3 separate regions of the Homo sapiens genome follow, and all the other regions are linked to region 1. A link is a loop called in an ENCODE intact Hi-C map of the cell type or tissue named here. Cell type or tissue: IMR-90. All regions are shown on one strand.

What was found. A loop is a pair of places that touch in the nucleus more often than their neighbours do. Peaks named below come from ENCODE experiments on the same cell type or tissue, not always from the same donor. Only the 100,000 strongest peaks of a DNase experiment are listed, where the experiment ranks them.
Region 2: it touches region 1 in a loop (10-fold over the local background); 11 of 110 quality-filtered maps call a loop at or near these places.
Region 3: a loop joins it to region 1, with 9 times the contacts of the local background. A loop is called at or near these places in 4 of 110 quality-filtered maps.

The regions. Positions count from the first base shown.
Region 1 is chr12:80,760,055-80,768,054 of GRCh38, forward strand. It overlaps LINC01490 (long intergenic non-protein coding RNA 1490), which reads left to right and starts at 3,100. Exons shown (of 3, transcript NR_120470.1): 1 at 3,100-3,174; 2 at 6,696-6,766. In IMR-90, a CTCF peak has its summit at 3,948 (motif pointing left); a DNase peak (open chromatin) is centred at 3,947.
Region 2 is chr12:80,191,247-80,199,246 of GRCh38, forward strand. All of the region lies in intron 1 of OTOGL (otogelin like), which reads left to right. Among named protein-coding and RNA genes, the nearest start is that of OTOGL, 96 kb to the left of the region's middle. In IMR-90, CTCF peaks have their summits at 1,859 (motif pointing right) and 4,086 (motif pointing right); a DNase peak (open chromatin) is centred at 4,055.
Region 3 is chr12:80,593,943-80,601,942 of GRCh38, forward strand. The region is part of intron 26 of PTPRQ (protein tyrosine phosphatase receptor type Q); the gene reads left to right. The region is part of intron 1 of LOC105369867 (a long non-coding RNA gene); the gene reads right to left. Among named protein-coding and RNA genes, the nearest start is that of MYF6, 110 kb to the right of the region's middle. RefSeq lists a silencer at 4,048-4,342. In IMR-90, a CTCF peak has its summit at 4,275 (motif pointing left); DNase peaks (open chromatin) are centred at 9 and 4,249; H3K27ac peaks cover 921 bases.

The DNA of each region.
Region 1 (8,000 bases):
AGAGGATTGTAATTATTGCTGTTACATCTTTGTGTCTCCTACCCAATTATAACCACTTACTGGGCAAAGACAGTGTCTTTTTTATTTTTTCCCACTCGCAACTCACACACTGCTTATATCTCACTCAGTATATGTTTACTGGTCTTTTAAATTATCAGTTTTAACTTCTTCTGAGGCAATTTTTTAATAGGCTGGATCCAAACCAGTTTTCCTGAGAACTAATACAAATGTGAACTTATATTTGATGAACTAGATTGTTAGACCTTGTAGGGCAAGAAAAAAAAAAACCCTTTTCTTTCCTACACATCTTAGGCTCATTGAATGGAGTCTTGTAAATTAGACCGACGAAAGACAGATTGTCAAGAGAAAAACACACTAATTTATTTACTATAAGTTTCACATGACACAGGAGCCTTCCTAAGGAAATAAAGACCTCAAGAGACTGTTAATCTTGAATGGTTTTATGCTAGGTGTGATGAAGAGTGGAGAGTCTTGGGAAAATTTGATAGTACAAAAAGATATCATAGGAGAAAGGGCTAAGTGTAGTAAAGTGGGGGACATTTAGCAAAGTCTGTTCTTTCAGATTCCTCCTGGTAACTCTCCATCTTCAGAGATCAGGATGCTCCTTTCCTCCAGGTACAGGGAGTGCACCTCTCACATGAGAGTCTCATGACCTGCTTAAGGGGAAGAAGCTCAGAGAGTCCTTCCTGCACCTGCTGTTTCTCAAATTCCTTCTGTTTGAAATCGTCAATATGCCAAGGCAGCATACTCTGGGGTAGTGCTTTCTGAATCCTTTTAACCCTGAAGCATGGGAAAACTACTGACTTACCTCGAAGCGACATTCAAAGAATTTGCCATTTTCTTGTCTACCTATTTATTGTTTCATATTATTCTTATTGTTATTGTTCTGGCCCAGTTATACTCAACGGGTGATATGAGGGTTGTGTTTCACCATCTACTCCTGGTATTTGAAGAGTAACTTCTAGACAAGAAATTGTGATAGAACCGAGGCTTGCATTTTGTCAATCTTATATTAAAGGGGAAAACAAGTAAGAACAGTGCTCAATAAATCATCTTCAATGTTTCTCAGATCCGCTCTACACATTACTCTTTCCTCCTTCCCACCCATTCAATTATTCAGCAAATATTTATTGAGTTTTTTAGGAAGTGGGGGCACACCGATGAATAAAACAGATTAAAATCTCTGCCTTTGTAAAGTTTTTAATTCAGAAGAGGGAAACAATGAAAAATAAGCAGCACAGAAGAGAGAAAGAGAAGGGCTAGTGCAGGGGGCAGATACAGACACAGATATGCATGTTGGAAGCTAATAAATACTGACGAACAAAGGAAAATATTAAATAAAGTAGATAGAGTAGGCCATACTGTGAAAACAAGATCCCAACGAAGTGTTGAAGGATCTGCAGGAATTAGCCCAGCAGTTGTCTCGAAGAAAGTATCCTAAGCAGAGAGAAGGCTAGCTCAAATGTCCTAAGGTAGACATACCCAATGTTCCTGAGAAACAGCTCAGGGGCCAATGTGGTTGGAGGGGAGTGAGCTAAGCGGGGCTAGTAGGACATGTGGCAGAGGAGTAAGAGAGAGATAGATCACAAAAAGCCTTGAAGGCTCTTAAAAGAATCTGTTTTTACTCTAAAGGGTCATTACAGGGTTCTAAGCAGAGGAGTGACACAGTCTGACTTATGCTTTTATTAAAGGAGTTGCTTTAAAGACAGCAACTCCTTTTGGAGACCAACTGCTGTGTTGAGGATAGATTGGGGCAGGGCAGGGGCCAGGTGGGGGCTGGGGGACCTGGAATCGGGAAGACCAGCAGGAAGTTATCATGGTGATTCAGGTGGGAGATGATGGCCAGGACTGAAATGACAGCAATGGAAGCAGTGCAAAGGGCGCAGCTACTGTTTATACCTTGAAGGTTGAGTCAACAGAATTTCCTAACAGACTGGATGTGAGTGTGAGAGAACGCGTGAAGTAGGGGAATCACTCCACTAAGTATTGCTTAAACAAGGGGCAGGGTGGAGCAGCCACAAATTAAGATGCGGGTACTCCCTGAATGTGGGGGCAGGGTGGTCAGGAGTTCAGTTTTGAGTGTACTGGGTTTGACATGTGTATTCATCATCTGAGATTGTACCTTCATACTTCTTAGTTGAGAAGGAGCTTAGAGACCACAGTAAATATGGTATCTGTCTGCCTAATCAATATTCTTTCTTTACAAATTAAGAAGTTCATTTGTAAAAACAATTCAATGAATTGCACAAGGCTACGCAGCATAACAATTGTCATGCACAGTTGTTCTTTTAAAGTACTGTCTGGGCAATAAATCATAGCCAAGTTCAGAATCCTCTGGCCTGTTTAAGTGAAAACCTTCCAGGGCTAATAATTCCAGTCACTAAAGAAGGGGCTTTAAAAAAAAAAAACTCCCTTGTGCCAGTGCACGGTGTCTCACAACTGTAATCCCAGCACTTTGGGAGGCCAAGGTGGGCTGATCACTTGAGGTCAGGAGTTCGAGACCATCCTGGACAACATGGTGAAACCCTGTCTCTACTAAAAATACAAAAAATTGCCAGGTATGGTAGCTCATGCCTGTAATCCCAGCTACTGGGGAGGCTGAGGCAGGAGAATCGCTGGAAGCCAGGAGGTGAAGGTTGCAGTGAGCCAAGATAGTACCACTCTACTCCAGCCTAGGCGACAGAGTGAGACTCTGTTTCAAAAATAATAATTATTATAATTATTTTAAAAAATGAAAAAATTACAAACCTCCCTTGTAAAGAAGACATACAACTAACATTCATTAAGAGATTATATCATTCCGGACACACTCTCTCACTTAAGGGTCACAACAGCCCTATGAGTTAGGTTCCATAACTATTTTCCCCATTTTACAAAAGAGGTAAAGAAATTATAGAGACGTTAAGTGATTTGTTAATTAAGTAGTAAAGCTGAGATTTAAACCCCGCATTCTGAGCCTAAAGTTCTGCACTAGACCTTTACCCTTTCACTGTAGTATTCAAGCTCTATAAAAATGCAGTCAGTGCTTGGAAGGGCAACTTTGAAAGCTGGTCATTATGTCACAATTGTGTTTGTGACAACAGGTGTTAAGAGGAAGAGAGGAGCAAGCATATATATATGGCACTCCAGGAAGATGAAGGTGGGATTATAGAAGTAAGAGTTAAAAACTGGGGAATGGAGGTTACTAACACCCAGATTTCAAAGATGAATTTTCTAACTTAAATTTACTGAAGACTCTATCCTCTGGGGAAGGCGTGTTTAAATAAAACCAAGGAAGGTTTTTTATAACATGAAGTGATTCCTTTAAATGAAATTGAGTATATAACATGCTGGTATTGTTCATTAAGAATAATTTGCTTAAAATTGCCTACAATCAAGAATTTTATGCAACCATTGTATTGATTTTATAATTGACAGACTGGTGTTTACTTTAAAATGTGCCAATGAGTAAACTGAGTCTTTATTGACATTTATACACACTAAATTAAACTGAAAACCAACTTCTTTTTTTCAGCTTGCTTTGCTGTGACTAAAGAGAACTTGTAAGGAAGCCTGTGTCCATAGATTGTCATGGTAGCTCGCAACCTTTACTTTCTTTACGTGTGTCAAGTAATTCCAGGGAGTAGACGGTAAATTGGCACATCTTTCCATTAAGTAGGACTTGTTTGCCTTCAAAGAGGGGAGACATTGCCTCCTCCAAGTGATAGAGGGATGAGAAAACCTTTAAATATAGTCAGATGGAAAATGGTTGAAATGTTTTGTTTTAACATATGCCTTCTGGTATTTTTTATTTTCAAAATAAAAAATGCGTTTTTCATTTCATTTATGGTAATTAACACACTTCATTTGTTTTCCTTTTGTGGTTTTTGACTTTTTCATTTGATTGAAGAGCCTTTCTTTCAAGGCATTTGTCTGCTCCCTGGTGGTCAGATAAAAATTTGCAACTTCAAGTGTTCAAACGGTTTTTTTTTTCCCCAACCTTAAAAAAAAAAAATCCTTCAAATTGGCATTCAGAAGTGTGTTACCTCACATTTTATCAGCAGATGGATCCCGCATTAAGTTATTGTTTCCTTAATCCAACTGAGGTTCCAAATGTTCCTTTTATTATAACGTATACAGGGAAATTTCAATATGCTTACTTTCTAGTGTATGCAGCTGTAGTCTGGGAGGTCTGATGTTAGGGAAAAAGAAGGAGGAAAGCAAGATTAAAAATCATTCCTGGAAATGCAAGAGAAAATGTGCTGGAGTGGTAAGACCAAAGTTTTCTTCTTCCTTTTTTTTTTTTCTGCTCTTCACACACACACAGACACCCCACAAGGAAAAAGATAGGTTTGCCTAGAAAACTACTGCTTCAGTTTCTCCTCTCTACTTTTCCTCTCCTGCAAGTTAAGTAAATCTCCAAGCCCATGAAAAATGTATGGACGCCTGGTCTGGTGTGTATATCCCAGTACTTTGTGAGGCCTACGCAGGAGGATTGCCTGAGTCTAGGAGTTCAAGACAAGCCTGGGCAACATAGTGAGACCCTGTTTCTAAAAAAAAAAAAAAAAAAAAAAATTTAAAAATTAGCCAGGTGTAGTGGCCCGTGCCTGTATACCCAGTTACTGGAGAGGCTGTAATTGTGTGGTGAAGAAAGTGTTAATTAATTTGATTGTGGTAATTATTATACAATGTATGTGTATCTCAAATTATCATGTTGTATACATTAATATAATTTTCATTTGTCAATTATACCTTAATAAAGCTGAGGAGGAAAAATTTTAATGTAATCCTGTCAAGACCATTTTCCACTATGACTGGCTTTCCTTCATACTTTCCCTTAGAATGGCCTTGGGCATTACGACTTTGAAACAAGGGGAAGTTGTGTTGAAGATATTCCATTTTAATTGTAATTTAGAAAAACAGTTTGGAAAATTTCAATAAAACGATAGAGAAATTATAGATTCTTGATGTAGATACATGTGAAGGATATTCTTTTGCCATTTTAAAATGTATTTACTATATAACCAAAAGAATTCAAATTAATGAAATATGAAAAGAAAAACCACAAGAATAAATAATACAATCAATAGAAATTACTCTGATATCAAGAAGTAAATTATAACAACCACAATGAAATCACATCATATCCAAAAGAATAACTCATTAAAAGGAAAAGATAAGTTTGAATGGGAGTAATGAGTAAGTGCTTGGATTGACAATGAAATCAAAAGGAAGAGTTCCATACAGACAAAGTGGAAATAATGTAAATATCTTGCCGATTTAACAAGAAATACTGGCTGAAGAAAATGTAAAAACTCATAATACATCCCAACTACAGTGAGAACATCAATAGCAAAGTGTTTAAAAAATATTATCAATTCCAAGATAATTCATGGAATTCTCTTAAATTGATAATATTGTGCAAAAATTGCCCTCAGAACCTATGACTCATATGAACAGAACTTAATATGCTAGGCATGGTGGCTCACACCTGTAATCCCAGCACTTTGGGATGCCAAGGCAGGCAGGTCCTTTGAGCCCAGGAGTTTGAGACCAGCCTGGACAACATGGTGAAACCCTGTTTGTACAAAAAATACAAAAATTAGCGGGGCATTGTGGTGCATGCCTGTAGTCCCAGCTACTTGGGATGAGGGCCTGAGGTAGGAGCATCGCTTGAGCTTGGGAGATCAAGGCTGCACTGAGCTGTTATCGTGTCACTGCACTCCAGCCTGGACAACAGAGTGGGACTCTGTCTCAAAAACAAACAAACAAAAACTTGACAGAGAGTTTCCCAAATTATCCGCAATCCTAAAAATTTAATTTGACATCCCAAACAATAAGTAACGAAATTATAATAAATTATTCTAAACTACCAAATTAAAAAAATTTTTTTGATCAATCTAGAGGAAAGACTGAATTATCTTTCTATTCTCTCCATGGAAAATATTATAAAATCAATGTCATATCAAGAGGCAATTCAGAGTATACAGCAAAAATACATATGTTAGAAAAAAGTATTATGGTGTTTTTAAGGTTGTTAATAAGTGCAATTGTGCAGTATTTCTGGATTTTTGTATTTGTCAACTTCTGAAAATTTTGAATTTCTTGTGATTTCTTTTCTCATTCTAAATAAATACATTTGCATCTTCGTAAATTTTCTTAAAAACCTTATTTTCTGCCTCTCTCCAGATAAGCTTCGTGCCCCCCAAAACAAAAGTTTATTCCTATACACACCTCCACTGTAACTCTTAGCAATTGTGGGTCCCTTCTCAATACTTACAAAGTGTGGTCACAGACATACACATTCATGCACACACACTGCCAATTGTGATTCAATCTCATCTAAGAATAAAGGCTGTGTAATGGCTTTGCATTTGATTAACTAAAAGGCCACCCTCTTAACATTCCATCTCCAGAATGAATTATGTCTGTATCTCTAATGTAGCAGACCTGCTTACACCTTTTAAACTTGCTACTCTTCAAGTCTTTACCACAACCATGCTGGAAAGGAAAATAAAAAAAACAAAATCTAAACAACCTAATAGCCTCAGTTTCATCTAAGACCCCTCTCCTCAGTTTTCATTCAATTTACAGTGCTTCCTGGGCTGCTCTGAAATGGGATGTTAGTATTTCTCAAGATGCAATTATTTCTTGTTAAAATAATAACAATCATCATCATCATCATCATCATCTAGGTGCTGTTAGTACCAGGGACACTGGACAAGAAAGATAAGCAAGCCACTGCTGTCTGATTCCTACATAGCAGGTTTGTATTTTGTGACAAAGGTAGCATGTATTATTTTCTGTGCCCAGAAATTTCTAATAGGAATATGTATTATAATGACATCTTTCATACTGTGATGTTGAAACCATCTCCACAAAGTTCACAAGAATTGCATGTTGAGTTCTGGACAGAAATATAGTTATAATTAAGCATTAATCAGGCTGCACTCTGGCCCACTTCCTTGTTGTTAAAACTCATGTAGCACTAGATACTGGCCATTTGCATGCTCATTGTTCCATAGATAGAATTTCTGACATTAGGGTCATAGGCTGTTTAAGAATCGATTTGCATGCCCACTGCTCCCATAGGGAGGATGTCTGACATGAGTGTCATAGACTATTTAAGAAATAATTTGCATCCCCGTTGTTCCTACAGACAGGATCTCTGTCATTAGAATCATAAGGCTTTTGTTTAAGGCTTTTGTTAAATTTTGTAAAATTTCTCATTTCTTGTGATTTCTATTCTCATTCTAAATAAATACATTTATATCTTTGCAATTTTTCTTTAAGACCTTACTTCTGCTTCACTCAAGATTGTTTTTCAGACCCCTAATTCCAGCAGCCAGTTTGAAGACCCCCACAGAAGAGTGAGATCAGCAGAATACACCTCATTCATCTCCCTATTCCATGACTTCACTGTGCACTCTGGGACCAATCAACAATCTCCACACTTCAGTTCACTCCAAAACCCTTAAAAATTTTATCCTCAAATTCTTCAGGGAGATGGATTTGAGGCTTCTTCCCATCTCCTTGTTCAGTGACCCTACAATTGAATCTCTTTCTCTGCGCCAGCTCAGCATCTTGGTGTATTGACTTGCTGTATGCATCAGGCAATAAGCCTATTACAGCTACGGTAGTCTATCCAATATGAAACAAGAAATGAAATTCTGTTAATGCCATGTTGAGTATTATCCTGGCTCTAAAAGTATATTTGAAATGAGAATTGTAAATCCAAAAGCTTGTTTAAGTACAATAGGCAAATTTTACTGGAACATATAAATATGATGGGCCTCTATTTATTGGCCTATCCAGTTTCTTCAAAAGGCTGGAAAAAGTAAACCTTTCCCTTACAGTTTTGTATGCTTCTCTAGGTTCTAAATTAGGTATTTATCTAAATAGTATAGAATTCGTGTTTGTAATTCAGGAGGTAAAAAAGAGTATTAAAGGGACTTGATTTAGTTTTAGACCCAGGAAACACTGCAAGCACTTTGATGTGC
Region 2 (8,000 bases), 570 kb before region 1:
GGCCAATATGGCCAAACCCCGTCTCTACTAAAAACACAAAAATTAGCCAGGCGCGGGGGTGGGCAGCTGTAATCCCAGCTACTCGGGAGGCTGAGACAGGAGAATCGCTTGAACCCAGGAGGCGGAGGTTGCAGTGAGCCAAGATCGTGCCACTGCACTCCAGCCTGGGTGACAGAGCAAGGCCTCAAAATAAATAAATAAAAAAAATAAAATTATTGAATACTGTCCAGATAATGTTTTGGAACAAGGCAGAGACGAGCTAAGTGAATTTTTATAAACCATATACTGTATTTCTTAATATATTCACATTTACTCAAAATAACCAAATATGATTACATTTTATAAAGTTTTATTCTGTTATTTGTCCTTTAAAATAAGAATGCAATATTTAAACAGTTGGCCTCTTACTGGGACAGAATATTGAGAATTTATTGACAACAGGTGGTGTTAAACTAGTGTTATACCAATTACATTGTAACAGAAAGAATGATGGCTGGGGATCAGCAAGCGTAAGGCAGTCCTGGGCTCAGCTTTGCTGCTCACTAGCTCTCTGACTTTGGACAAATCATCTCGCTCTCTTGTGAATGGCAAGAGAGGAACTAGAGACTGCTGTACCAGCTTTACATACTGTGGTGCATTAGATGAGATTTATATTTTATTGAAATATCACTTAGAATTCTAAGCGATATTTCATTCAATTTTGCTTTCAAGAAATCCATATTCACTTATAAGTTATTACATTAGCTATCCCTTAGAAGAATCGTATTTTCATCTCAAGAATATGTAGAACATTGTGAAAGAGGTATCAAGACTGATCCTAACCACTGTTGTTGTTTTCCTCCTCTTCTTTCCCTGACTTGTGTAACTTCCATGTTTGGATACATTGTTTTGTCACTCTTGAATACCTACAGGACATATGGCAAACTTTTTGATGAGATCAGTAGGACAAGTCAGACCTCAGAGCAAAACTTTCTGCTCAGCAGTTGTTTCTGTTCTCATACACTTTGCTGTGTGGTTGATTTTCTAACTCTGACAAAACCAGTGCAGTTCTAGGAGGGGCCCCGCCTGCTGGTCCGGTCATGGTCAACTACCCTGCCCTGACTGAGATGGCCATAGCCTAAGATCAGGCAGGGACCCCTCCTCCCCATGGAATTCTCTTCCAGCTTCTTATTCCTAGCCCCCTTTCTTTGCTCTCACCGTGTGATCTGACTTTCTCACAGAAGTTTGTGGGAAAATAGAGGCTATGTTTGCCCTCCATGTGGTTAAAAGTGAATTTCCATGCTGGAAACATTGCTTCACTAAAATAAGGTCCTAGATTTTACATAAAAAAAGGAATTTTCTCCAAGATGCTGTGAAGCATTACCCAACTGCCACTCTGGTCACTAAAAATAAAAATAGCATGCTCTCTTAACAGGCAAGTCTTTTTGGAGAAAAATGCTGTGTAATTCTAAGTGAAAAAGAACATGAGTATTTTTGTCCAATGTCTTCGTATATTTAGGGGAAATACCGTCAAATTAAAAAAATTCTGATAATTGATGAAAATGATTAAGACCTAGTAAGTGGTTGTTAGAAATCATTTTTTAAATCATAAAAATCCCAGAAGTAAGTACCGTGAGTATATAGTATGTACCCAAATATTTCATGAAAAAATAAAGGTTACTACTCAGATAATCTTTGGCTGAAACTAAGAGATGAGGGAAATATCCTCTTCATTCTTACATAGTATGGGCTCATTGAAAATACTAAAAAAAAAACCGAATCAGTTGAATTTGAGAAAATTGTGGAATTTTTTAGCAAGATTTGGAACATTGAACATCTAGATTAGGCTCCCTAAGTCCCTTCAATTGGACAATATAAAATGTCCTCTAGATGGAGCAGCAGGCTTTTTCTTTAAGACAAAGAATTCTTATTTTTGTGAAAGGAACTTCAGAACTTCATTTTAAACAGAACATAATTTAAAGAACCTTATTCTTAAGAATAAGGTAAGCAGGCCAGGTATAGTGGCTCACACCTGTAATCCCAGCACTTTGGGAGGCTGTGGTGGGCAGATCACAAGGTCAGGAGTTCGAGACCAGTCTGGCCAACATGGTGAAACCCCATCTGTACTAAAAATACAAAAGTTAGCTGGGCATGGTGGTGCATGCCTGTAGTCCCAGTTACTCGGGAGGCTGAGGCAAGAGAATCACTTGAACCTGGGAGTTGGAGGTTGCAGTGAGCCAAGATTGTGCCACTGCACTCCACCCTGGGTGTCAGAGTGAGACTTCATCTAAAAGTAATAATAATAATAATAATAATAAGGTTAGCATATATTATTGGGAATATCCATTCTTTGATGAAGGAAATGTTATATTTCAGACAATGTAACTTATCCTCATATATGCTGGAGTAAAATGCATTTGATTTAAAAGTTTTCCAAGTGAGATTCACTGAGTTTTGGAGGCTTGCGGTACATGTGCAAGAGCCAGGAAGCTATGGATGTTCTTTAAAGATGTGAGTATAACTGAGAGGGAGGAATGGTGAGGACTGAGAATGACAAGGGTTAAGGAAAGTCCTTTTGTTTAGACAGAAACATTTTCCAAAGATGGTTTCAGTGTCTGCCTAAATTGGATTTGTGAATGTGAAATATAGAAAGCTTGAAGTCATCTGACACATCCGCCTCATTTTACAAAAGAAGATGCCAAGACCCAGAGAAGTAGCTGTCATTCTGTTGTATCAGTGGAGTTAGTGATGGCACAGAACAAAATTGGATAAGCAGTGTAGTGGACCTTTGTTGTTTTAGCTGCCTCTGACTAACAACACTGATTTTCTTTTGGGAATTATACTCCTCCAAGTGTATGGAATCTTGGAAAGCTAATAAAGGAAGCCGAGGGGTCCCTAGATACTCCTGTATAGCCAAACGTTAGGCATGTGACCTAGTCAGGCACTCGAGGGACTTCAGATCTTCAGCAGAGTTTTTATAAGGAAATATGAAACAGTTGGAATTCATTTATTTTAGATGATAGCCTAATATTCATTTTACTAAGTATGATTCTTCAACCTTCCTGCTAGTTCTGTGGGATCTCCAATAACCCAATAATTCCCCTTTTTGCTTAATGCTTGGGCAGAGTTAGTTTCTTCCGATACTTGCAACCAAAGAACCTTGAGAAACTCCCTAGCCCATCAATGAAGCAAGACCTTCTAATTGCAAATTTAAATCACCCAACAGAATCACCATAAGTCACCAAGAGTAATATAAGACTTATTCATATAGGGAAAATAAACACACTCTAATCCCATAACCAAAAACATAATCAGAATATTATGCTCTAATTCTTTTGAGTCATGACAAATTTTCAATTATAGAAAGAAGAATCTGACAATACTGCTGTAATAAACATTTGTTGACTAAATGAGAAAAAGTTTTCCATTATATAACATTATACTAGAGAGCGCTCTAAAATATATTTAATGTAGCACTTACATTTATTTTTTCTGATTATAAAAGTAATACTGATTTATTTTGCCCAGATTTATCTTAAATATTAAAATTTAAAAAAATAAACTTTCGCTTGTTTTCCTATTAGAAATCAGAAAAGGGGCAAATAAATACCAAACTGGAAACATTGTACAAGCCACAAGCCATATGATATTTGAATCAGACTAAAATAACAGTGGAATAATGAGTTCTTTACAATTTTTTTCCCTTTCAAATTCCTTCTCAAAAAGCATTTGACTTAACCCTATTACTTAGAAAAAGTGTTGCAAAAGCCTCATTTTAAAAAAATGTAATTCCTTTTAATGTACCCAGCAAGTGGACCCTCCCTCCCTCTCTCCCTTTTTAATATCTCAGAATACAATTTTTAAAAGGGAGCTTGATGTTTATAAGTTTCTTTAGGCTATTATAACTAATCTTTGGAATGATTCAACATTATGTGATTTATAAACTGAAAAGTCTCATATGTCAACAATGAAATCTACTAGAAACAGGCCATTCTTATCTTAATAGCATTTTAAGACAGAATTTGCAGTTTGGCTCAGCTTAGCAAGGCAGGGAAAAGAATGGTTAACAGCCTGAGAGCATGCACACTGACGTTCAGTAGTGAGCCAGCAGAGGGCTTTTCTGTACTTGCAAAAAGCAACTTGTTAATGGCAGATTCCTAGCTCAATTGAAGAATGATTACTTTATGGAATATAAGGTCATGCTAAAGGGAAATCAATTTCCTATACACAAGGTAAATAAAAATAAAATAGGCTGGTTAGTAGAATGAAGGCAGACAAGGAGTTAAAATAGGCTGGTTAGTAGAATGAAGCTTATATGATTTAATTCAGCCTAATATTTGACTTATTAATGAGCCATCTTTTTGAAGATCACAATGTGTATTACTCAGATAGAAGTCCAGGTAAAAACTTATCAGTCTGTGGGGCCCACTCAAGTTAGATTTTGATATAGACAATGCCCTATCATGGCTCTTTAAGGGTCACAGTGGTGTGCTGGAGCCAGCTCCTGGTGGCTCCTGAATGCCCATTATTAAATTTGGAGGAATTTTGTGAGCCGGTTGAAATCACATTAGTAGCTTAAAATTGGCCATAGTGGGAGTATTTATACCATGGACATCTGCAAACACTACAAAGTAGGGTCCTCCCCTTTCCCCAGTGGAGGTTGTTAAACGGTTACCAGAATATCACTGAACATAACAAAAAAGGGGATTTTCTTGAGAACTGTGTCATCTAAAATCATGAATACATTCTCATGCCTGTTCATGCCTGTCTTGTCCAGCCCAGCTGGTATGCAAAAAATCATCCTTGAAGGTTTGATTTCATCTTTCAAATATTGGGAGTTCAATCTGGCTCTTTCTCTACTAATAAGTGAGTGGGGTCTGGAGGTGGATTCTGGAGCCACTAGTGTTTGCTGTGCAGGTGGATGAGATGGGGAGCATCTTGGTGTGTCTGTGAGCCTTGGTGTATCCATGAACATTGAGCTACAGTCCCCCTCCTTTTCTCCATTGCTTAATTTGTACCCTCTGTTTAAAATGCAGTCAATGCAATTTTTCCCAGGGACAGTTATCCTATCTACAGCCTTTCAACTATGCACCTTACATGACATCTATCATTGTTGATGTGATAATATTGTTATTTATAAATGTAGACGGGGTCTCAGATTTATTAACGCTACACTAAGATGTACAATGAACAATTAGGTTTTTATTTTTATTTTTCTGTAGTTGACCTTATGACTGTCATTCACTGCTCTGTTTGGATGACTTAGGTAAATGTCTTTCAGAATTCCAGTCCTTTGCCTGCTGGCCCCTAGGTGTGGGAAGTGGAGGGGGTTTCACTTGTTCTTGTCTGTCTTAGGGAGACTGGTTCTTCCACCTGGACATCGTTCCCCGGAGGCATGTTGGTCTCTGCTGCAGGTGTCTGCTCTGGGCTTCTCCTTAGGCTGAGGACCTTTGCTATACAAATGGTCTTCTCCCTAGGGCTCTGCTGATATCTGCAGCTGCTGATGAAAGCCACTGTAACCCCTGCTTTGTTCCAGTTATTTTCTCTGATGATTTAGGGCTCTATATCAGCTCTTACTGGCTTTGTGAGAAGTCTAACTGGATTTCCTCCTCTAGGCCAGGGCCTTCCAAATTTAACCTGAGACTGGTTAAGGCCATGAGGGGAAGGGGGTGGTCGGACATGCCTCATTATGCCCTCCTCCATTTTATAATTCAGGAAAAGCCAACCAGTACTTAACATCAATACACACCTTAAGTCTGATAAGAAACATTTACAATCTATTTTCTCTGAAGCCTGCTACCTGGAGGCTTCATTGGCATGATACAACTTTGGTGTCCACAACCTCTTATGTAATCTGGGCATTCCTTTCTATTGATAATAACTCTTTCAGCCAATTGCCAATCAGAAAAATTTTAAATCTACCTATAACTTGGTAGCCCGCCATTTCAAGTTGTCCCACCTTTCTGGACTGCACCAATGTATATCTTAAATGTATTTGATTGATGGCTCATGTCTCCCTAAAATGTATAAAACCAAGCTTTGTCTCAACCACCTTGTGTACCTGTTCTCAGGGTCTCCTGAGGGCTGTGTCATGGCCATGGTCACTCATATTTGGCCCAGCCTCCCAAGTGGCTGGGACTACAGGCACCTGCCACCATGCCCGGCTAATTTTTGCATTTTAGTAGAGACAGGGTTTCACCATGTTGGCCAGGCTGGTCTTGAACTCCCGACCTCAAGTCTCCCAAAGTGCTGAGATTACAGGTATGAGCCACCGTGCCTGGCCAGAATAAATCTTTTTAAATAATTTATAGAGTTCGGCTATTTTTGTCAACACCACTGAAATCTGTCTATGAATCCCTGACCATGCTATTCAGCCTGCAGACTTCTGCTACCGAGGTGATTCTTAATTCAGAGGCCCTCTTACAGCTCTGAAGCAGAGGCAGGAAAGCCGATTCCACAAAAGGCACTCTAATGGCAGAAACAAAGTATGGATAAGCAAAGAGATGAGTCGAGTTCAGCTCTCCAAGGCAGCCCGCAGAGGCGTGTGGTGGCATCTTTCTCCTTCCCACAGTCCCTCTGGATGTGAGCGATGGGGTTGAACTCCATTCTCCTCTTTCCTCACTGGGGACTCTATCGTATGAAACCCTAAGATCTAGTCCCTCAATCTTTCCTCTTAATATGTACAAGGGGGACATAAGTAGTATAAAAATTTCTTTCTTTGGCTTTCAAACTTTCTATTTTTTTTTTACAGGTAAAATACTTCATTTTGTATGTTTGAAGCTGATTATTATATATTCCTTTCTTCCTCTTTGTTTTCTGGCCAAAATCATCTAAATCCCCAAGGAAGATTTGTGGGAGCAGGCCACAAGAAATTGCAAAAGAGAAGGACATATTGATATACTTAAAATATTCTCCCCGTTACATATGCTTAACTTCTCTCACCCCCTGGAGTAGAAGCTTTTTCAGAGAAGTCTCTTCTGCTGTTCAAGAATGGTTCTCTTTTGAGTATCCTCTTTTATCTGTGTCTTCAATATCTCCCTATTTGTGGTAAGCTTCCTATCAGTTTAAAAATAATTACCTGGCTGGGTGCGGTGGCTCATGCCTGTAATCCCAGCATTTGGGGGGCCGAGGCAGGCGGATCATGAGGTCAGGAGATTGAGACCATCCTGGCCAACATGGTGAAACCCCATCTCTAATAAAATACAAAAATTAGCTGGGCATGGTGGCACGTGCCTGTAATCCCAGCTACCTGGGAGGCTGAGGCAGGAGAATGGCTTGAACCCAGGAATTGGAGGCTGCAGTGAGCCGAGATCATGCTACTGCATTCCAGCTTGGCGACAGAGCAAGACTCCATCTCCAAATAATAATAATAATAATAATAACAACCTGTATCCTTCTAAATAAATAAACAAAACAACTCTCCATGGACTTCACATCTATCCAAACCTGAATCTTCTCTGATGTTTCCTATCTCAGTAAATGACATCACCATCAACTTAATTAGTTGTGCCAGAAAACATTATCCTTTACATCTTCTTTCACCTCATGCCCCATGCCTGATTAACTAGCAAATTCTATTACTCTGTTTCTGAAATCTGTTTTGAATTAGTTTCTTTTCTCAATTCCATACCTTCCATCCTAGACCAAATAGCTATCATCTCTTGTGAACTACAGTGGTTTCCTGTGGCTGTTTTCCTCCATTTAGCCTTGTTCTCCTTGAATACTGAGTGATCTTGAAATTAAAATATACATAACCTGTAATATGCGTGTGCATATTTATGTGCAATATATTTGTATATGTGTACATATATGCATGCACACAATCCTGTTTATATTACTCCTTTGCTTCAAACTTGCCTTTAGCTTCTGTTATTGGGATGAAGTTCAAAATCTTACAATGGCCCAAAGCACTTGAATGACCTCACTTTGCTATACCCACATCCCAGCCTTGTGCAATTCTCTCCCTAGCTTACTTTGCTCCAGTCACAGTAGGTCTTCTATTTCCTCAAACCTACCATGCT
Region 3 (8,000 bases), 170 kb before region 1:
ATTCCTGGGGTAACACTTAGGTTGGGAAAACCACAGGATACCATACTCATGAGGAATTTTAACTACCCAAACATCTGTTAGGTTAAAAAAAATTCAACAAAACATGCCTCATCAAAGAAGTTTCTAAGGAATGCAACTTTATGATCTAAAAAGAAGAAAACCAAATAGAGGGCAAAGTACACTTTAACATTATTTAAAATTAAAAATTGTCAATGTGTTACTAAATATCAGTTGTTTTCCTTAGTTTTTTCTAAACTGTGTAATACACTTATGTGATAAGTGTTATAGTAACAGAGGTAGAAATTATCCTTTTTATAAAGAAGCAATTATATAATGGTAAGAAGTGATTTTAGCCATAAGTAAATAGGAGTCTATAATTCAAGACATTTAGAAGTTCATTTGGTGGCAGTGCAGTATTAGGATGGGCTCCATCTTGCTGCCACTAGAGAAAATAAATATCATTTATTCTAGACATGATGGTTGCACTTCTGCAAAATTAGTTAGATGCTGTTGAAAATCTTCTAAATTAGTTACACAGGACTCCCTAATGGGTAATTCAAGACAACATTTCTGTCCTCTAGGCCCGAATATTGAAGTTATTGGTATAACCACTTAGGTTCCCATAGACATCTCAAACTCCATATTGCCACCTTCCCTTGCAAGTCTTTTCCTTTCTGTGTGTTCCGTGTCTCAGTTTACTGCACCACTATTCATCTAGTTGTTCAAACTAGTTATCTAGAAATCATTGTTAGTTCTTTTTACCTACTCTCATCCCCCACGAGGCAAAACCTGAGTCCTATTGTATTTACCTTCTAAATATCTCTTGTATTTGTTTATTTTTCTTTTCAAGTGTCTCTAAATCCAGACTTTTACATTTATCTCTTAGATAATTACAAAAGAGATCTAAATGGTCTTTCTGCTCTCATTTTCTACCATTCACCTGAACTCAGCATTTCAATACACCTGCCTGACCATGAATTTCCTCTGCTGAAAATCTTTGATCATTTTCTACATGCCTGCATGTTAAAACTATGCCCATTAGTAAGTTCTACAAGGTCACTTATGATTTGGTTTATATTTCTCACACATGCACTGTTCTTTCTCCTTTATGATCCAGAATCTTTGCTATTCTTTCTTATTGTCCTTTCTTTCCTCCTCTTCTGGTGACCAGCTTTGTTTTCGCTATGTTTTTAAGTATCTCTTTTGAGAAACCTTTCAGAAATCCTTATTTCCAGTCCCACCTCCCAAAATTTGTTTCTCAACAAGTGAGCATATTACATCATAGTTATTTCTCTCTCTTTCTTTAGTGGGGCTTTGAGTTCCTTAAAAGCATAAATAGCCAGCCGCGCATGTCTTATGTACCTTTCTGTCCCCTGTGCCTACTTTTAATCTAAGATTTGTTATGAATATGGAAGAAAGGCATTTGACTTTAATGTTAAAGTGTTACAGTGTCAAAATTCTCCATATTTTAAAATAGTTCATGCTGATATTTTTTAATTTTTTTGGTCTAATGCTTGTCTTTCAAATGCTTGCATTGTTATTGCCAAAATTAAAATTCTCTTGGCCAGTAGCTTTTCATGTTTGATATATTCAGCTTCTTTTATTTCACAAAACCAGTATATATTTATTATTATTATTATACTTTAAGTTTTAGGGTACATGTGCACAATGTGCAGGTTAGTTACATATGTATACATGTGCCATGCTGGTGTGCTGCACCCATTAACTCATCATTTAGCATTAGGTATATCTCCTAAAGCTATCCCTCCCCCCTCCCCCCATCCCACAACAGTCCCCAGAGTGTGATGTTCCCCTTCCTGTGTCCATGTGTTCGCATTGTTCAATTCCTACCTATGAGAGAGAATATGCGGTGTTTGAAAACCAGTATATTTTATATTGTTGATCATTTTGTGATTTTCCTTTTCATTAATTAACATAAGAAATATAAATTATTGCATATAGGAAATATTTGTATTGCATGTAAGAAATATGAATTATTGCATATAGAAAGGAAATAATTATTGCATTTAGAAATATTTCAAACAGTGAAGGAAAATAATAAATGTCCATTTCAGAATAGATTGGAGAAGCATTAAAAATATCTAAATGATTAACTGAGATAATTAGCTGGTAATAAGTATGTATAGTGAGACAGAGTTATAATAGATTGATGGTCCATGAAAGAACAAAGGGGAAGAACAATGTTTAAATTTAGAGTGCTAAGTGTGATTACAAAGAGGAGATATATGGGTGAAATCATAATTTAAAGGAAATGATAGAAAGCATATAACATTAAAGTATCTAATAAAGTATTCAACTATATATTTAATGTCAAAAGACCTTATGCTAGATTATGATGCAAATATTCTAGAATTTAAATAAAAATACTTGTTTTTGAAATCCTATTTACATAAGCAAGTAGAAAGTTGTAGCAAAATCACTAAAAATCAAACAAAGAAAAGTGTAAAGATTATCACTGTTTTTTTTTAAATCATCAATATTTTAGAAAGTCTGATTTTCATAAAGGAAAAAGGGGAGGAAATTTTCTCCCCATTAATAGCTTAGCTGTATTTTATCTTTTTAAACTTCAAATGAATTCTCCTATTTTCTCTGAGATCTCAGACTAAATTTCACATTGAATTGAATTAACTTTTACTCTTCTGAGAATCTTCTTTCTGTCCATTCAACAAGAAGTGTAAAGTAGGTGTAATACATTGTGAATTTTTGTCTTTAACCTCAGTTCTAAGTTCTAGCTCAGCATTAGGCCCTAGGTCAGCAAAATTTCAGCTCCTATTTCTTCTGCATTTACCAAGAAAGAATTCTGATTTAACTATGAAAATTCCAAACTATAGAAAAATCCTGGGATTACTATGTATGGTGTCTTGGTCACTTTTTGTTCATGCCTAGTAAATCAATTGAGATCCATAGGCTGCACAGTTAAGAATATTAGCAATGACTTACCTTACTGTGTGTTTGCTATGTGCTGGTACTATTCTAAGTACTTAAAACATTGATTCATTCATAAGTCTTTATTTCTAGCACAGAGTCTACACTCTTAGATCTTGACTAGGACTTGAGCAAAGCCTCAGGGTGGTAGAAAAGTACCAAGAGATGGAGAGGTACTAACTGATATGACATAGAGAAGCTATCCAACTGTCCAATCATCTCCCAAAACAAATTGAGTGAGAATTTTGACATGCACCTCAAAATTATACTTTTGAGGTTTCTGATACCCTTGATTTTCATTTTTCTTTAATGATATCCTAGATATTTTTTACCCCAATTATGCCTGCATACAAATGAACAGGAGAAGAAAATAGCAAGATTTATCCTGGCCCTAAGACTCCAGTATGACGATGGCCTTACCTGAATTATTCCAGTTTGTTCCAATGCAGAGCTTCATGGTAGCATGAAAATGGTGATATTTTATGCTCTAATGGAACACGCTGACCTGTTGTTCTAAAAACTTTGGGAATTGGAGGAAGTGAGTAGGGAGAACCCTCTTCATAGTTTATCCAGAATTAAAATAGAATGAAAGATAGGAGACCAGTCTGTGGAATATTTGATGGCTTGATACATGTTTCCATGTTGATTACCAGCTCCCAAACTTCCTTTACATCTACTTCCCTAGTCTTCACAGAAGGAGTAATTCAATCCCCTTTTCCAATCCACTCATTTCTAAGAGTTGTAATCATTGGTCATCTAATCTGAAGAGCAGTGTCACTATTTTTTCAAATGGCATGTCGACGTTATAGAGCAGTGATTCTTAAACTTGAACTACAGTCATTACAACCACCTGGAGGACTGTTAATTACTAAGCCCCACACTCACGGTTTTTGATTCAGTAAGTCTGGGGTAGTGCCTCAGAAACTGCTTTTCTATGGCTTCCCCAGTGATGTTGATGCTGCTGGCCTGGAGACACATTTTGAGGACCACTGTTGTAGAAAGTTGTTTTATAAACATGATGCTATTCTCAGAAAATATGTATTCTCTGATTCCAAAGTAATAGTAGTAATTAGAATATTTTCATTCTTACCTGGCATGTCCAGTATTGAAACTGAGAGGTTTTCTTTCTATTTTGTATTTTTTTTCTAGCTTAAGCCAGTCTGAAATTAGTCAGGAAATAACTCATTTAAGCATCAAATAAGATGATCATACAGTGAGGTCTAATACTATGAACATCCATGAATCATTCTTAGTATTCATGAATCTAATCTGACAAATTCTTAGGCTTACTGTATTTGTAACACTATTGTGCTATACCCTCTGCAGCACCACCTTGCGGTTAGGAAATCTAATTAGAAAACACACTTAACATCTCATAAAATGATAGGAAATATTTCCTACACTGACAGTGGTGATGCGTTTTGGTCAGCGAAATCACTGGGCTCTAGGAAAACATCCAAACTACAAAAGGATAGCCAGTTATCAAAGTGTTTTAACCAGTGGACAGGAATATGTCCTGAGATACTCTTGCTGTGTGGAAATAAGATGAATCCAATTGCAGAGCTTCTTCAGGGCCCTTGATGCCCTGAATTGCTTAAGACACAGGAATCCACCAGCGAGTTGGATTTCTTCTAGTCCTGAGAGACATCTAACAGTCAGTGCTAATTTGTCCAGGTGTGCTGAGTCAAAGTCGACTTGTAGTCCTTGAAGTTGTTAATATTTGTATAGCTGAGAAAGGACAGAGCCCTTCACTTAGTGATGACAGTCACTAGAAATCTGGTGGCCTAGTGCACCAAATTCTGAAACTAAAACACCCTGAGTGGTAGGCCCTTTTAATAAACTTTATACTGAACTTAAATTCAAATAATTGTGCAGACAATTTAAATTGAAGGTATATAGAGCTGAAGTTTTCTGTTTTGTAAGTTGATGTTAAACCATATATTCATTTATGTTTATTCTTTTAGGAAAGTGATCATAACGAGGTACACTAAAAACCATAGAGTATTTTCTAGAATATTTTCCACTATTAAGTTAGACTTACAGGGATCTGCAGATGGCAAAGTTACAAATAAGTCTTTGAATGTGCTTATTTTAAAAGTATAGTATCAGGCACAACAAAACTTGTTGATTCTTAAACAAAGTGGCATGGATGGGGGCATTCAAATTTTTATATGGACTAGGCAAAATGATGGTCTATCCAGACTCACCTTTGAGCTAACACACTCAGCATCAAGACACAGATGGATGGGAAAGATGACCCTGACCCACATAAGACCCACATTCCTGTGCAAGGATAGAAGCATGATAATCAGGAAATGATGGTTGTTAGTTACAGAAAATGCATTATGGTGAAAACCAGGGGGAAAGTGCTTATGAGAGGAAGTGATTGGATTATGGGGAATGAGAGAATAAGGATAGATCATTCCTACTGAGTAAATTGCTGTGATTTATAAGAGAAAGGGTATAGTGATATCTTGGCCCATTACTGACTAGATTCATTTCACAAACAATCCTAAATCAGAATGTGACAGTTTATGGGGAGACAAACAAAGCTCCCAAAGATGCTTATAAGTTACTAAGCTTTTAAACTGGCATATTTTCAACTCCTCATACTTTTGCCACCATCAGCTCCATTTATTTTTGTAGCTGACATTCATAAATGTAATTCTGTAGCCACCCTTATGTGACACTAGTAATAGTTTACTATATGCTGTGATAAAAGGGAAAATGCTGGATATATTTTATTATATGTTTTGGGATTTTGTTAAATTTCATAAGAAAGATACCTAAAATAATTTTATATGTATTTAAGTATATTATAATACTCTACAATACTAAAATAATTAAGTGCTGTTTTATAATAGATGGGCATTTTGGTGTTCTAAATATTTCTCTTAAATTACCTATGAATTAATCAAACAGTTACCTTTCATTGCTCCAGACAGGTGAAACACATATTGTTATATATTATATATTAATATATATTCAGTTATATAAGTTTACTTTTATTTTTCAGTTTGGATTTAGGAGCTCTAATCCTTCAAGAATACAAGTTGACAAAATACATTCTGAAGGAAATTTTTGGCAAAGGATTCAACACAGAAAACTTGTGTAACAAGACAGGCAATTTTATCAAGAACTTTACTGAAAATGCAAACATTGTTTACAGTGATTGTTTCTTTTAAAAAATGAAGAAAGAAGGGAAAACGATTTTTGGAAAAGTTCAAGAAATGGCATTAAAGCATAGCTCAGCAAGGGGCTAAATACCTTGCTTTTTTATAATGATTGATCAGTGCAAGGAAATTAAAATATTTAGTAGTATAGGTGATTATATGTGTTGTCATGAATGATCTTTGAATGTCATTTTTCTCTTACCTCTGCTTGGGGTCACACACTCCCTGATGAGAGATTTGATTGCTAGTATTAAAGGAATGATTGCAGGGTTGACATTTTATTGTGAAAGAAGAGAAGTTGAAAGCAAAGCGCTATATTTCTTTCTGAGCTGGCATACAGACACACTCACAAGCCAGAGTTTTCCTTGGGAAAACTTTGCACTTTGTCCTCAAATGAGACCCGAAGAAGCCATTATAGAGCAGAGATACAGAAATTTTTCCAGATACAAGCTACCGCAGAAAAATCTCACAACTTTCTTAGCCGCAGAAAATTCTCAATACATTTTTCATGATGTCTGGGCAACGATAATGTGCCACTCTACTTGCTTGCTAGAATGAGTTAGGTTGAAAAGTATAGTCCCAACAGCATCGAGTAGTATATGTTACAGAGGTACATGAATCAAATAGATGTTGGAGATGATCTTTCCTTTTTGACGTAATTAATTTTAGCCCATCTTTCTGGTATGAGTTAGATACCAAGGATCACAGTCTATCACAGCCCCTTCTACTTCATGGCGTTTGTCTTTTTGTTCACAATAGCCATCCTAACAAAAGAAGACATTAACGCTGGTCTTAACGGCCTTACATTTTCTGGCCCCCATTTCCTCTCGGATTCTCTCATTCCAACTCAACTGGGCTTCAGCTTCACTGTGGTCCTTGTTATTCTTAGGACATACCAGGCGAAATCCTGCCTCAGGGTCTTCACGCTGGCCATTCTCCTCCTGGACACTCTTTCTCCAAACAGCCAAACAGTATTCCCTTACCTCCTTCAAATATTTGTTTAAATGTTATCTGCTTAGTGAGGCATGAGCTGACCACTATATTTAAAATAGTAACGCCCTAAGCATCTTCATGCCCATGACCTTGTCTCATTTTTCACCATGGTACATAATACTTCCTAACATGGTATATAATTTACTTGTGTATTATATATTCATTTATTTATATTTTTCTAATATATATTATTTGTCTCTCTCCATTAAAATGGAAGTTCCATGGTCTTTGTCTCTTTGGTTCTCTTCTATATTTCCAGCACTTCCAAAGTGCCTGGCATGCCATAGGTGTTCAGTAAACTGTTGCTAAATGAAAAGGGTTAAACAGTAGAAGCTTTATGGATGGATCCAAAGCTACCTTGATCACCTGTATGAGCTTTTTGTCCTCTTAGTGCCTAGCACATAGTAAGCACTTAATAAATATTTATTCATTCAATGAATGCATAAATTTATTCTCAAGGCCAACTAAACATTTGGTTATAATAAAGACAAGGGGACTCTAAAATATTTTCCTGTTTTATACCACTTGAAATGTGTGGCCGATCAGAAAATTGTTTCTGTCCACACTGGTTCTTACAGAGCTGGAAGTCAAATTTTTCAAATAACATTAATAATAAGGGAGCCTTAATACATTTATACAGAGGTCATATCCCATCCCCTTTTATAGAGTCAGAGGCAGAAGAGAGGCCATTGAAACCCACAAAGCATCTTATATTTATATTTTTCAAGGCAATTAATTATGCTGATGGCAGGAGACCTCTTATAGCTCTCATCTGTTATGTATAATTACCTAAATGAATTAGGCTACAATTTGAGGCAGTTTTCCTAGGACCATAAAGCTAGCAGTAAAAAGAATGAAAATGTCTGTTTATGCAGGGTATGTGTATGA